Linked DNA regions of Homo sapiens: regions 1 and 2 are each linked to region 3. A link is a contact called in ENCODE Hi-C or POLR2A ChIA-PET data. All regions are on one chromosome and are shown on one strand. The core of a region is the stretch at or near the end of the contact, and the rest is flanking DNA. Distances in the headings are between cores, read along the strand shown.

Region 1 (4,397 bases), core at 975-3,474, 2.9 Mb before region 3:
TAGTTCACCGGGCATGGTGGCTCACTCCTGTAATCCCAGCACTTTGGGAGGCCGAAGGAGGTGGAGCACTTGAGGTCAGCAGTTCGAGACCAGCCTGAAAAACATGGTGAAACCCTGTCTCTACTCAAAATACACACACACACAAATTAGCCGGGCATGGTGGTGCATGCCTGTAGTCCCAGCTACTCAGAAGGCTGAGGCAGAAGAAGCGCTTGAACGCGGAAGGCAGAAGTTGCAGTGAGTGGAGATCGCAACACTGCACTCCAGCCTGGGCAACAAGAGCAAAACTCCGTCTTAAAGAGAATAAAATATGTCTAGTTTGTCTGAAATTCACCAAAATCAATTAGAGTTTTTAACTTAATATACAGATTATACATACATAGCTGTAAGTTTTTAATTTTACAAAAGAAGTTCCCAAATGGTAAATGGGTTTTTTCCTTTATGAATATTTTGTTTTCATAAATATATTAAAAGACAAAAACATATAAACACCCTCTAAGGGTGTCACCCATAAGCAGTTCTCAGAAATAGCTACTAAGCATAAATATATTATTCTCAAGAGAATATTTCTACAGAAGCATAGCCCAACATTTCCTATTAATGCATGATAAAAGTCATATTAGGAGCTAGGCGCGGTCGCTAACGCCTGTAATCCCAGCACTTTGGAAGGTCAAGGTGGGTAGATCACTTGAGGTCAGGAGTTCGAGACCAGCCTGGCCAATACGGCGAAGCCCCCGTCTCTATTAAAATTACAAAAATTAGCTGCCCTCAGGTGATCCACCCACGTCGGCCTCCCAGAAGTGCTGGAATTACATGCGTGAGCCACCGCGAACGGCCTATATGTATGTTTTTAAAAACAACTGTTTCTCTCATCTAATTTACAGAGTATTTGTAAATTGAAAATCAAAATTATGGGTACAACATCGCAATTAGCTTAACAACATGAGCAATGCTTAAGGAGTATACACGTTTAAGGGAGTGGGGGTGGAGGATGCAGCTATGAAGTTAGACCACTTGAGTTTGAATCTAGGCTTTGTCACGTTAAAACTGTGGTCTTAGGCAAGTTACTTAACCTACCTAAACCTTAGTTTCCTGGTTTGTAAAGTGGAGGCAGTAACAGTATCAACCTCAAAGGGTTATTTTGAGATAATCCGTGTAGAAACTAGCGCTCTGCCTGTCACTAGCAATTAATACATGCTACTATTGTTATCGTTATCAACTGCAACACTAACAGAAATAGCAATGCTATTAACCTCTTTGCTTAGAGGTGATAGCCACAAGCATCAGGAAGGTAAATCCACAGACAGAAGATGATAAAACGTTTTGTAAGAAAGCACGTGTTAATTTGATCACGCTTCTCACCACAAGCAACGTAAATTTTCTAGAATTATCTCTGGAACCAAAAAAGAAAGTCGAAACCTAGGACCACCTAGGTAACACCACATGCAGAGATAGTTATCGCCAGCGTGAAAGAAACACCTGCCAATCCCGGTCCACAGATGGCATTTAATAATAGACGGAATCGGTCCAATCTCAGAACTCTCCAGCCCGCAGCAAGTCTTTTTTTAAAGGGAGGAGCCACACACACAGCCTAACTCCTGCCGTTAACTCGGCCCGACTGAATAAAGGAGATAGGCTTGCCAAAGGGTTTCCAGCCACAGAAGTCCTTTTGTGGAGGGGTGCAGAAAGAGCGAGAAAGAGATGCTGGCGTTTGGAGGCCCAGGGCCTCGCTCCCGGGCGAGAGCGGGGCGCCCAGGCACCAGCCGGCGGAGGAACCTGGAAATCGCGCGCCGGGTAGAGCCGCGGCCGCTGGAACCTGGGTCGCCGCGATGTAGCCGGTCCCTCGCCCTCAGCCCGGACTCCGCAGACCGCTTCCCTTCCCCCAGCCCCCACCGCCAGGCCGGGAACGGCGGGGGCCGCACGCGCGGAGGCCGGAGGCGCGGCAGCGCTGGGCTCTCGGGGCCGGGCCAGGGGAGGCCGGCGCCCGCTCCTCTCCCGGACCCCCGCCCGGGCCCCACCGCGCCGGGCCTTACCAGAGGTCTCGCGCCGCGACAGGTGGTACACCCGGCGGAGAGGCCGCGCCCTGCCGCCCGCCCTGGCGATGCTCAGCTCCCGCGCCGCCCGGCCCTCCCCTTCTGCGAGCCTCCCGGAGCCGCCGTCAGCTCAGGCTCACACTGGCGCGGGCGGCCCCACACGCAGAGGCGGCCCGAAGAGCGGCCGAGAGAGGGGAGGGCGCGAGGAGCCGGCCAGCCGCGGGGCCCGGAAGGCGTGGCCCACGGTGGAGACGGACGGGCTCGCGGGCCAATTGGAGGCAGGAACCGGCCGGAGGGGCGGGCTCCGTCTGGAGGCTTAGCTGCCGGCGCTGGGGTTCCTGTCCTCCGCGCCTTCCTCAACCCAGCTCCTGGAGGTTACGGTTCTGAGGCGGGGCGGGCGGCCTCGTGGACGCGATGCTGAGGATGTGAGAAGTGCAGTGCGGAGGAGGAGGTGGAGCTCCGCCGCTCCATGAAGGAAGCCGGGGCTGGCCGACCGCGCCCCCCAGCACTCCTGGCCCGGGGGTCCCAGTCTCCGAACCCGCGGAGGCCAGGGAAGCTGGGAGTTGGGGTCTGTCCTGCCTGAGCCACAGAGGAAGGGGGAGAACGGGAGGGCAGGAGACGGCAAAGGAAGGAAGAAGAGGACCCAGGAAATGCGAGGCTTCCGCACTTCAGCGACGCTTTCACTTTCCGAGCTGTTTTGTGTGCTTAGGACTTGCTCTTCTGCAGAATTCTTTGCCACTCCTCATGGCTGCTGGCAAGGTTATTGGCCTGCGGTGAATTTACCAATCACCTCCACTGTCACAGTCACCATAAATAGATGCTCAATGTTCTGCCTCAGAAAAGCACCGGAACACTTAATTGTCTTGTCCTTGAAAGCCGCAGGGACCGTGCCTTCCAACATCCCTACCCCCGCCCTCCCAACGGTTGTGACATGGGAGGATATTTCTTCACCCTTATTTCAGAAAATGTTATCACCCAAAACTCTTTACTATAATGAGCTTGTGTACTCTTAAAACAAGGCATGGTAATGACAATTTCAAAAATAAGATGTAAAATATAAAAAAAGAGGCAAGGCAGAATAAAATTAAAAGTGATGGAAATGTAGGATTGAGAAGATGGAGTGGAAGTAGGGAAGAGTGAATTGCTCCCTCCTAAACTCTGACAATTAAATAAAATCTGGGGCAATCGCCCCTCTCTGAACATTGAAGGGTGGGGCCTGTGAGGAGGAAACTCCAGTTAGGTGATAATCCATAGGTGTGGTTGCTATAATAACCACCGCAGGCAAGGAGAGGTTATAAATATGAATGACCTAAAGTAACTCTGCTTGCCAGGAACTTACAAGATGCAGCAGGTTGGATGAAGGAAACTAAACATTACCAGTGTCTTTCTACATAAATGCTTCATTAGTAGAGGTGAAATTCTTTTGTCTTTGAAAGACAGTTGTGGGGGTGTTGGGGGGTAGATGGGGAATGGGGAGATGTTGGTCAAAGGGTAAAAAGTTTCAGGAGTAAGTTTTAGAAATATCGCACAGCATGGTGACTATAGTTCATAATGTATATTTCGCAATGGCTGAAAGAGTAGATTTAAAATATTCTCACCAAAAAGAAATAAGCATGTAAGGTGATGGATATATTAGCCTAATTTGATCATTCCACAATGTATTGAAACATTACATTGTATCCCATTGCATTAAAGTATATACATTTTTTTTCTTTCGAGATGGAGTCTTGCTCTGTCGCCCAGGCTGGAGTGCGGTGGCGTGATCTTGACTCACCGAAACCTCCGCCTTGCAGGTTCAAGCGATTCTTTTGACTTAGCCTCCCAAGTAGCTGGGATTACAGGCACCCGCCACCATGCCTAGCTGATTTTTGTGTTTTTAGTAGAGCCGGGGTTTCTCACCATGTTTCCCAGGCTAGTCTCGAATTTCTGGCCTCAAGTGATCTGCTTGCTTCGGCCTCCCAAAGTGCTGGGATTACAGACATGAGTCACCCGCGCCCGACCATAATTATATACAATTGTTTGTCAATTTAAAGAATTTAAGGACAGTTTGTCCTACATTCGAATAATCCCAGATTGAAAGTTGTAGAGAGCTATCATGGAGGGAACTTATTTTGCTTACATTGAAGTCAATTTATTCCTTATTAAATACCCGCTACTGTCAAGGAGGTAGAAACTGCTGTTTTCTGGTCTGCTCTGACAACAATTTCTTTCCCCTTAGCCACTTACAGTGATTGGTCAAAGGCTTCCTAATGAAAACAGAATTCCATCCTGGCTAACTCAGTGAAACCCCGTCTCTACTAAAAATACAAAAAATTAGCCGGGCTTGGTGGCGGCCGCCTGTAGTCCCAGCTTCTCGGGAGGCTG
Region 2 (4,441 bases), core at 1,942-4,441, 2.2 Mb after region 3:
CACACCTTAATATTTAAGTTTAAAAAAATGGACAGTTCAGAAACAAACTAAAATTGTGGCTTCTACATTCAGTTGCTAAAAAACACCCCAGAGGAATTCATAGGTTACTGTGTTATTTCTGCTCTGACCTGGTTGAAGATAAAAGCTACAAGTCTACAAAACACACACACCCCAACCATCCTGTTAGCCGAACTCTCCAAGATGAAATTAAAACAATCCAATAGCATTCAAGTCAGTAAGTCTACTCTTGCAAAAGAATGATTCCAAAACTCGAGGTGTTTGGAAGTGTACTCGTAGAGATGTTAATATGTGGACACACACACACACACACACACACACACACACGCCCTTCTCTGATAAAAGAAGGATAAGTGATTCATTAAAAGCACACTGGCATTAAAGTCTTTGAGAAGCCAATGCTAATGAAAGATGTTAAACTTTATTTGGCTTAATGTACCTGGATCTCATTGGATCATGTGACTTTTTCTTATTTAAAATTTTTTCTTTTGGATATGTATTTAAGATCCATGACTGATGAGTTATGGAAATACTACCTTAAAGCAAGAGGAATGTGAACTAAAGATTTTTCTGGATTCTGAAAAACAATCCCATATGCAAAAAAGAATAGTCTTTTCAATAAATAGTGCTGGGGCAACTGAATATCCACTTGCAGAAGATTGGGGACTCTACTACCATATACAAAAAATAACTCAAAGTGGATCAAAGACCTAAATATAAGAGCTAAAGCTATGAAACTTTCAGAAGAAGAGTTTTGTCTCCTCCCTAGCCTGAGCCCTTAACACTCAGACAGTTTCCATCTCTCCATGGAAGCCCATCCAGCACCCTTTTATTCTCCTCGGATAACAGTCTCAGAACCAGGAGTTCAAATAGTAAGTGAATCAAGCAGCACGGATATCCTGTGCTCAGTAATATGTTTGGTCTCCAAAGTATGTTGTGTTCAAGTAATTATAAGATGAGGTCTTTGACTTTAGAGTTTCCCATCTTGCTGAGCAAATAAGACCCTCCACCCAGGTGGCAGGTGATACCAGATAACATAAAATTGAATGTTGAATTATATGGTCAATATTAAATTTATGTAAAAACTAGAGTTTTCTTAAAGAATGCAGAAGCTTCTAAGACATTCATGAGGGAGGTAAATTGAAGTTTTTGGGGTGTGAAAGGCACAAACCATTTATACGTCCCTCAAGTTATGCCAAATCATATTTCCATTCTTTTCCCCCAGTGTCAACAGTAAGTGGGGTTCCCATGAGCTCCTCTCTGAGCCATTTGGGCGACTGCTGTGATGGTAAGGAGGGAGGGTGGGCATGGGCCACAGAAGCCATGGAGCCAGCTGCAGGTCTGCTGCTGCTCTTGACAGATGGTAGCCACCTGCCTCAATCCCCACCCCCGCAACCCCAGTCCCCGTCAGGGCCTTTCTAGGATAAGGCCTTACAGTGACTGGATTTGCAAGCTGCACACTGACCCATGGCCACTCATGCAATCATGTCCTGGGCTTCTACGTGAATTCTACTCAAATTCCTGTGCTGAGACCCCCTCTGTCTACCCACCTCCTTCAGTTCTTCAGATAGCCAGGAGAATTGGCCTTCTTAAGTCATTTGCGATGCAGGTAAAAATGCAGATACCCCATCACTTACTGAATCCCAATATCTTAGGGTTCAGGGGAGGTGCTAGAATCTGCATTTTGGTTAAACATTATCTTGCTTAGTACCCACCTCCTGGAATTAATTCCAGGCTTACAGGGATGCTGAAGTAGGGGTCCATCTGTCAGTAAATATGTATCCACGTGCCAGGCCTGGAATGGGGGCCATGAAAATACATAATCTGGCCCCTCAGAGGTTATAATGTGTTGGGGAAGATGAGTTATTCACAGGTTGTGGTGTGATGTGTTGGGCAGGAAGCCAAGTCATGGGGGTGCTCCCCACTCACACGCTCATGATTGGGTGAAATCCGGCTAAACATTGATTCAAAGAGCACCCAGGGGAGTATGCAGGGATGGGGAAAAAGCCAGCTACTCTTTCTGCCTTTCTCCAGTAGGGCGTTTCATGAGCTGATTATGAGTAGGGATCTGTCTGGGTCTTTCCTTTGCTCCAGCTGGAAAATCTACAAATATTTTGGTTGTGGGGTGCCTTCCTGGTTTGTTCCAGTCCCTGCACCATGGAGCCTGGGTGTGCTGGGTCTTCAGGATAGAAGGTGCCACCTCTCTCTGCACTTCCTTTGCTCCCTGGGGTGCTTGTCAAGTGAGTACCCCACAAGTGAGGCTCTGTGTATATTGGGGTGTTGTGTTGCTGTCTCATGCTGTCATGGGTGAGGAAGGAGTTTGAAAGCAGAGAACTAGCCCAGGGGGATCTTTGATGCTGCAGCCATGGGAGAGCAAGCTCCAGTTGCCACCAAGAGCTCAGCACAGGACCAGCTACGTAATTCATGGGGCCCAGTACAAAATGTAAATATGATTCATTTGTTCAAAAGCTATTAAGACTTGCAAGACACTGATGGGAGGACAGATGACAACAGAGAAGGCAATGCCTCTCTTTTGCTGGACATAACTTATAACTTTAGTATAACTGTGTCTGTCACTTACTCATTCACTGCGGGAGAGAGGCCCCAGTTAGGGGAATGTACAAAACTCATCGCTGTTCACAAGGAGTTCACAGTCTGTTCATGTTGAGAACCTGGGGCTAAGGCCAAGGAGCCACAGCGGGGCCTGGGAGAACAGGAAGCCAGTCCCTGAAGGCGGCTTGTGGCCCAGGAATGGTGATGGGTGCTCCAGCCACAGCCCAGACTCCCTGTCCTGCCCTCCAGGCTGTCACTTTAATCTTGTGTCCTGAGCTTTCCATCTTGCTGTATGCTAGGGTTAGAAACTAGCTAGGAATCAGTGTCTCTCTGGAAGCTTAAAAACAAGAACTACACACAGATGAGCAGAATAGGATTCACAGGTCTTTAGAGGGGCCAGGAACACAGCTTACATTTGTCCAAATCCAGAGGTTAAGAACTGTATGGTTACAGCCCTCCTCTGACCTCAGGGACAGAGACAATCTCCATTTGACAAAATCATGCTGCCTGGGGCTCCTCCCACTTGAGAGCTCTCTAGAGAATCTTCTCCCTGCAGCCCTGCACAGAGCAGCACAGCACAGCACCGAGCAGCCCCCACACCTTCTACTGATGGGGCCCCCTGGGGAGCTTTGGCAACCACCCCGGCCTGGGCCGCCCCTAAGGTTCTGATAGAGCTAGTCTGGGCTGTTGCCTGGGCCCCAGGGTTTGTAATGCTCTGCTGCCCGACTTGCCCACCTCCCCGCCCCATGACACCCCTTGAAACTACTGCTCAGGCCATGCCGTAAGAGACAGGTGGACCCTAGTGACCCAGACTGACCCATCAAGAAGCAAGCACTGGGGAGAGGAGTGAAAGCCACCCCATCCCTCTCCCAGCCCCAGCCCTGGCCCCACCAGACAGTTCAAAGAGGGGTGGAGCCTCACCCCATGGCAAAAACTGCTATTTTTTTTTTTTTTTTGCACTCTTCCTGTTACAGTACCAGCTGGCCGCCAGCACCTGCTCTCTACATGGCTCCATGTTCTGCTTTTCTCCACCTCTTTAACCCCTGACCACAGCTGTCTGCCTGCACAGGGCTCCCTGCATGGCTGTCTCAGTGGAGCTGCTTTTCTACGCCCACTGCCTGCCCATTGGCTTGCCCCCTTGCAATAACTGCTGTCATCACCATTTCCCAACTTCCACCTTCTGCCCCCATTCCAGGCCAGCCCTTAACCCCATCCTACCTGCTCACAGGGCACAGCTGCTGCTTCTCACTGGGGCCATGCCTCTGACCTCTAGCCAGCTCTGCCTGTGTCTGTGGTGCCTGACTGAGAGCAGCGTGGTCGGAGGGGCTCCGGACAACCCCCTGCTCCTCTTTTCTAGGGCCAAGGCGCTCACTCAGCAGGCTTCTAGGTCTAGGGCCAAAGCAAAACCTTGCTTTTGTGCTCAGCCTACTGAGCCGGATGTTACTGGTTAGTGGTTTTCTTTATCTAGTCTTCTTTGTGGTGCAGGGTGAGTCCCCAACAACAGTGAGAAAGAGAGAAACTTCACTTTAGAGGATTCTCTGTGCTGTCTGTGCTCCTCCTGCCTCAGTGCTCAGTGCTTCTCACTGCATCTCCTGGCAGGTCTACTACCCCTTATGCAAACCCACCTGGGAACTGAGGATGGGGACTGGGGTTTAACGGAGTGCTGAAGAGTGACTCAAATTAGAAACAGTTGGGGTCCAAGAAATAGGCAGCACCGTTGTTTTCCTGCCCCAGCTGCATGTTAGAATCACCCCAGGAGCTTTAAAAAAATTACCTGTGCCCAGGCCCATTGCTGGCTTAATTGGCCTGAGGTAGGGCCTGGCATCAGAATCAGAGGATCCTGATCTAACCAAGAGTAAGAACCTGTGCA
Region 3 (4,664 bases), core at 271-2,770:
GAGAATGAATTACTGGACAGGCAGCCAAAAAAAAACTGTGTTCTAGTCTTGTCTCTGGCACCTGTGTGAAACCTAAGTTTCTTTTCAACTTTAGTTCTACGGTACTCCCTGCCTGTGTCACAGTGGGTGCATAGTAAACACCTGATGTGATTAGTTGGGCTCAATATTTTGTCAGCAGAGGCTTGGGTGTTCCTAAGGGTAACCGCAACAAGGTTTTCCCTGGGTGCAGTTATGTTCTGGGCAGCCGTAAGTTTAGGGCCTTGCTGCCTCCTGTAGGGCAGATGTGCAAGTTGGGGCCTAATCGTCGCAACAGTGGAGAAAAGGGGAAGGGAAGATATCCCAGCCATTAAGGGACATCGTGACAGATGTTTCTTTTAGACTTCACAAAGACCCTTCGGGACATGGATTATTGATATCATTTTTACTGAAGACGGAACCAAAATTTAGGTTAAACACTTATACCTGGCATCCCCTACCCGGGCCCTAAGTGCTCTCCAAAGACCCCACCTCTGGGCTTATTTACATCGCGAACCCGCCCTCGTTCAGCAACACGAGGGCCCCGCCCGCTCATTTGCATAGGGCGCGCCCAGTCACGGGCCGGGTCCTCGGGCTTCTCCCGAACCCCTTTTCTCTCTCAGGCGCGTCCTCCGCGCTGCGCGGGGCCTCCCCGTGGGATGAGCACGTGTCCGCTGCCGGCCTCACGACGGACGGTGGACGAGGCGGCAGGCCCCTACAGGCCCCACCCACGACGCTGGCGAGGGATCGGGCGGTCACCGGGAATCGTCTTAATGCGCGGCAAGGCGCGGGCCTCTCCCTCTCCGCCCGTGAGCCCCGGTGGGAGCGCGCCGGCGCCCAACTCAAGCGAAACCGCGGGCGTCCCGCCCCGCCCGGCCGCGCCCCGCCTCGCCTCACGCTAGACTGGGGAGGCGGGACCAATCAGCGAGCGACGTCTCCCTTCCGATTCGAGGCCCCCGATGCGCGGCTCACACCCCGAGCTTCCCTCGTGCTGATTGGCTGCGGGCGCCGCCGGTCCGGCCGGGAGGCGGGGCGGGCCGTAGGCAAAGGGAGGTGGGGAGGCGGTGGCCGGCGACTCCCCGCGCCCCGCTCGCCCCCCGGCCCTTCCCGCGGTGCTCGGCCTCGTTCCTTTCCTCCTCCGCTCCCTCCGTCTTCCATACCCGCCCCGCGCGGCTTTCGGCCGGCGTGCCTCGCGCCCTAACGGGCGGCTGGAGGCGCCAATCAGCGGGCGGCAGGGTGCCAGCCCCGGGGCTGCGCCGGCGAATCGGCGGGGCCCGCGGCCCAGGGTGGCAGGCGGGTCTACCCGCGCGGCCGCGGCGGCGGAGAAGCAGCTCGCCAGCCAGCAGCCCGCCAGCCGCCGGGAGGTGGGTGCGTGGCGCCGCGGCGGCCGGCGGCCGAGGGCGGAGGGCGGAAGCGGAGGTGGGCTGGCGGGGGAGGGCGCGGCCGTGCGGGCGGCCGGTAGGGCTGCGGGCGCGCGCCTGAGGGGAGGAGGGGCAGCGCGGGCGCGCGCGTCCTCACCCCCTCCTTCCCCGCGGGCGGCGGCCAGGCTCCCTCCCCTCCCCTTCCCTCTCCTCCCCTCCCCTCCCCTCTCTTCCCCTACCCTCCCGCGCGCCCGGGCCGCCGGCCGGGCCCGGGCCTGGGGGCGGGGCGGGAAGACGGCGGCCGGGAGTGTTTTCAGTTCCGCCTCCAATCGCCCATTCCCCTCTTCCCCTCCCAGCCCCCTCCATCCCATCGGAAGAGGAAGGAACAAAAGGTCCCGGACCCCCCGGATCTGACGGGGCGGGACCTGGCGCCACCTTGCAGGTAAAGCCTGGGCGCCCGCGGGCCTCCAGCTAGGGAAGTGTTTGCGTGCGTCCGCGGCCGGGGCGATGGGCCGTGTCACATGGCCGCTGCGGGTGGGGGCTGGGGTGTGGTGAGTTCGGGGGCTGTGGGTGCGCCGGCCCGGGCGTGCGGGTTCGGGGCCGGAGAGCCGGGAAGGGACGGGGCTCGGTTGCACTGCGCTGCCGCCCAGGCTGACGGGGGCGGGGGCTGCCTGCGTCCCTTCCCCTCGCTGCTCTCACACTCCATAGTTTGTGGTTCTGATTTTTAAAGCCGAAGGGCCAGAGCTCTTGTTTCAGGAGTTGTGGGGAAGCCTTGTTAGGGACGCGTAATACTTTGCCTCCACTTTTTTTTTTTGGTCTCGTAACCTTTGTTAACAGTGGTAGTCTCGGGTTTTCCATGGCTTGTGTGTACTCACAAACACGCACACAGCTGATAACTCTGTGATCATCCTTCACTCACTTGTGAAAGTTGTTCTGCGGGTGGAGCCTATTAGTTTTTATCACACGCCTTTGGAAAGCCCTCGAAGTGATTTCTCGTATTTCAAACTTGGTTTTTAAAATTGCAACTTACTTTGTTCTCTTGGAGGGGGATATTGTCTTTGGGTCAGGTACTTTTGTCTTTTACTTATCCTTAAAATGTCCTTTTGATCCTAAACAGAAAAAGAATGCCTGGGTTGGTTTTGTTATTCCTTTCTCTTGACCCTTTAAAAGCAAAATACCACCAGTGTGTTGTCAACCATACCTTTAAAAAAGAAATTTCCAGGTAAAACGAATTTGCAAGCAGCATTTTCCATCAAAGTCATGTCTTGTTTGTTGCAATTTGGACTATCTTAAATTTGGGTTTGTGAAACTTTTAAAACGACATGTGTAAAATAATTGTTAATAAATAAATAACTTGGAATAATTACATCTTTTTAGAAATGGTCTTTGAAATGTGATTTAATTTCCAAAATTCTTTTTCTCTCTTCTGACTTCATATGAATTGAACCTGATAGTTTCGTATGAATGAATCGCTGATAGGATGTTTTCCTTGAGCCTAGTAATAAATTTGCTCTTATTATGCTGAAAATTTGCTATTCTACTTTAACACCCTTTAAAAAGTTTCCATCTTACAGAGAAGTTAGTCAAATAGTTAAATGGAGTTTCAACAGTTTTAATACATGAATTAGTGAAGCAGATGAAGCAGAGATGGGAGAAGTAATTTAAAATGGGCTTCATAAATGTACCATAGTTTGAGGGTATTTAAAAAATTTGCCTTCGGAAAACCCATACAAGATATTTAAAGAATTTCCTCTGCCAGAAGGTCATTTAGCAAACGTTTATATTAAATTCAAAAGTAATACTTTTATTTTTAAAGTTCCTTAGCCGTTGCCGTAAACTTAGCTGTCGTAGTAAATATAAATAGTTCACATCTTTCGGCATTTCTAAAGAGTGTGCCCACTTTTACTATAAATATTAAACTCTGCTGGATTTAATTGAGTTCAAGGCTGTTCACTGGCCAGGTTTAATTAATGTAATGTGATTGGAAACGTTCATTTTGGGGTTTTAGTAAGAAATTGCTCTTAGAGCTTGGTTTTTATACTTAGCCACACCTTCTAAAGTGCGGCCACAAGCATTGTAGGTGTTCAACAAAAGTTTGGGTTTTCAAGGTTGTAACCTACGTTTACTTAGTCATAAGTGGTCATGTCTCTACACAGTCTGTAAGTTTCATGAAATAATAGTCTTTTAAGAAACTGTGCAGGGTAATTTCCTGTTGTTTGTGTCTTATCAGGCTTGGTATGTGTTTTAACTCTTGTGTAGGAATATTGGGGATGGTTTTGGTATTTCAACAGAACTTTAGTAGGAACAAAGGTTGTTTCTATTCTACTTCAAGATGGCCAGAGGTTGTTGTCCCCTTTTCATTTTCACATTGTAAATATTAGAATCATGTTGCTATAATCTTTACTTCACATTTGGGGGAATATATGTCAATGGAAAAACTCGGTTTAGCTGTGTAAACCGCTGGCCAAAGACCTATTGAATTTTTACATTTTGCAAATACTGTCAGTTTTAAAAGTCTTTCCTTGTTCTTGTTTGGTTTTGATTCTGTTGGTTTTGTGCTTTAGGGCTCCAAAAACCTCGTTTTGTAGCAGCTTTTTTATACAGGTGTTTTTGTAATGCATATAAAAGCTGTATTTAGTGCAGTCTGGCAGATGGAGATTTATTCATATTCTTAGGACAAAGAGTCATTTTTAGAGGGTAGAGGGGGGCATGTCTTTTAGATTCTTAGTCTTTTGATGGGTGTAGAAGAGCCATTTTTAGGCCCTTAGTTTCTGTGAGAGGTAAGATGTTTTCCCCTAAGTATTCCAAAGGTATGTCAGAAAATGTGAAACGTAAGGAATTCACAACCAGTTAAGAGAGGTTATGAGAGATTATGCATTTATATATTTTATTTTATTTTATTTTGAGACGGAGTTCACTCTTGTTGCCCAGGCTGGAGTGCAATGGCACGATCTCGGCTCACCGCAACCTCCGCCTCCTGGGTTCAAGCGCTTCTCCTGCCTCAGCCTCCTGAGTAGCTGGGATTACAGGCATGCGCCACCATGCCTGGCTGATTTTGTATTTTTAGTAGAGACGGGGTTTCACCATGTTGGTCAGGCTGGTCTCGAACTCCCGACCTCAGGTGATCCGCCCACCTCGGCCTCCCAAAGTGCTGGGATTACAGGCGTGAGTCACCGCGCCTGGCCGATGCATTTATTTTCAACAAATACATTTATTCATTTATTCAACAAACAGCTTTTTCTGTGTGTCAGGCTCTGGACTAGGCAATAAAGTCTCTTAACAGCAAAC

Evidence for each region. A loop is a pair of places that touch in the nucleus more often than their neighbours do. ChIA-PET counts read pairs that join two places held with the same protein, here RNA polymerase II (POLR2A). Pooled maps may share reads with other maps.
Region 1: a map of ascending aorta shows a loop between it and region 3 (26-fold over the local background). The contact joins the promoter of ME2 here to the promoter of SMAD2 in region 3. A Hi-C loop is called at or near these places in 2 of 168 maps with a recorded cell type or tissue (ascending aorta and naive thymus-derived CD4-positive, alpha-beta T cell), 1 of 37 single-sample maps with no recorded cell type and 15 of 50 pooled maps. POLR2A ChIA-PET finds 5 or more read pairs at or near these places in 2 of 52 experiments (PC-9 and activated B cell).
Region 2: a loop to region 3 is called in a map of naive thymus-derived CD4-positive, alpha-beta T cell, with 10 times the contacts of the local background. The contact joins the enhancer-like site here to the promoter of SMAD2 in region 3. A Hi-C loop is called at or near these places in 1 of 168 maps with a recorded cell type or tissue (naive thymus-derived CD4-positive, alpha-beta T cell), 1 of 37 single-sample maps with no recorded cell type and 7 of 50 pooled maps.

What each region holds. Positions count from the first base shown.
Region 1 is chr18:50,876,945-50,881,341 of GRCh38, reverse strand. It overlaps ME2 (malic enzyme 2), which reads right to left and starts at 2,224. Exons shown (of 16, transcript NM_002396.5): 1 at 2,034-2,224. RefSeq lists a silencer at 1,836-2,395 and an enhancer at 1,934-2,435.
Region 2 is chr18:45,686,566-45,691,006 of GRCh38, reverse strand. The region is part of intron 7 of LOC105372093 (a long non-coding RNA gene); the gene reads left to right. Among named protein-coding and RNA genes, the nearest start is that of SLC14A1, 35 kb to the left of the region's middle. Within about 2 kb of position 3,191, at least 10 of the 41 ENCODE cell types and tissues checked have a DNase peak (open chromatin) inside an H3K27ac peak, as active enhancers do.
Region 3 is chr18:47,927,515-47,932,178 of GRCh38, reverse strand. SMAD2 (SMAD family member 2) reads left to right here and starts at 1,520. Exons shown (of 11, transcript NM_005901.6): 1 at 1,520-1,818. RefSeq lists silencers at 602-1,531, 1,562-2,091.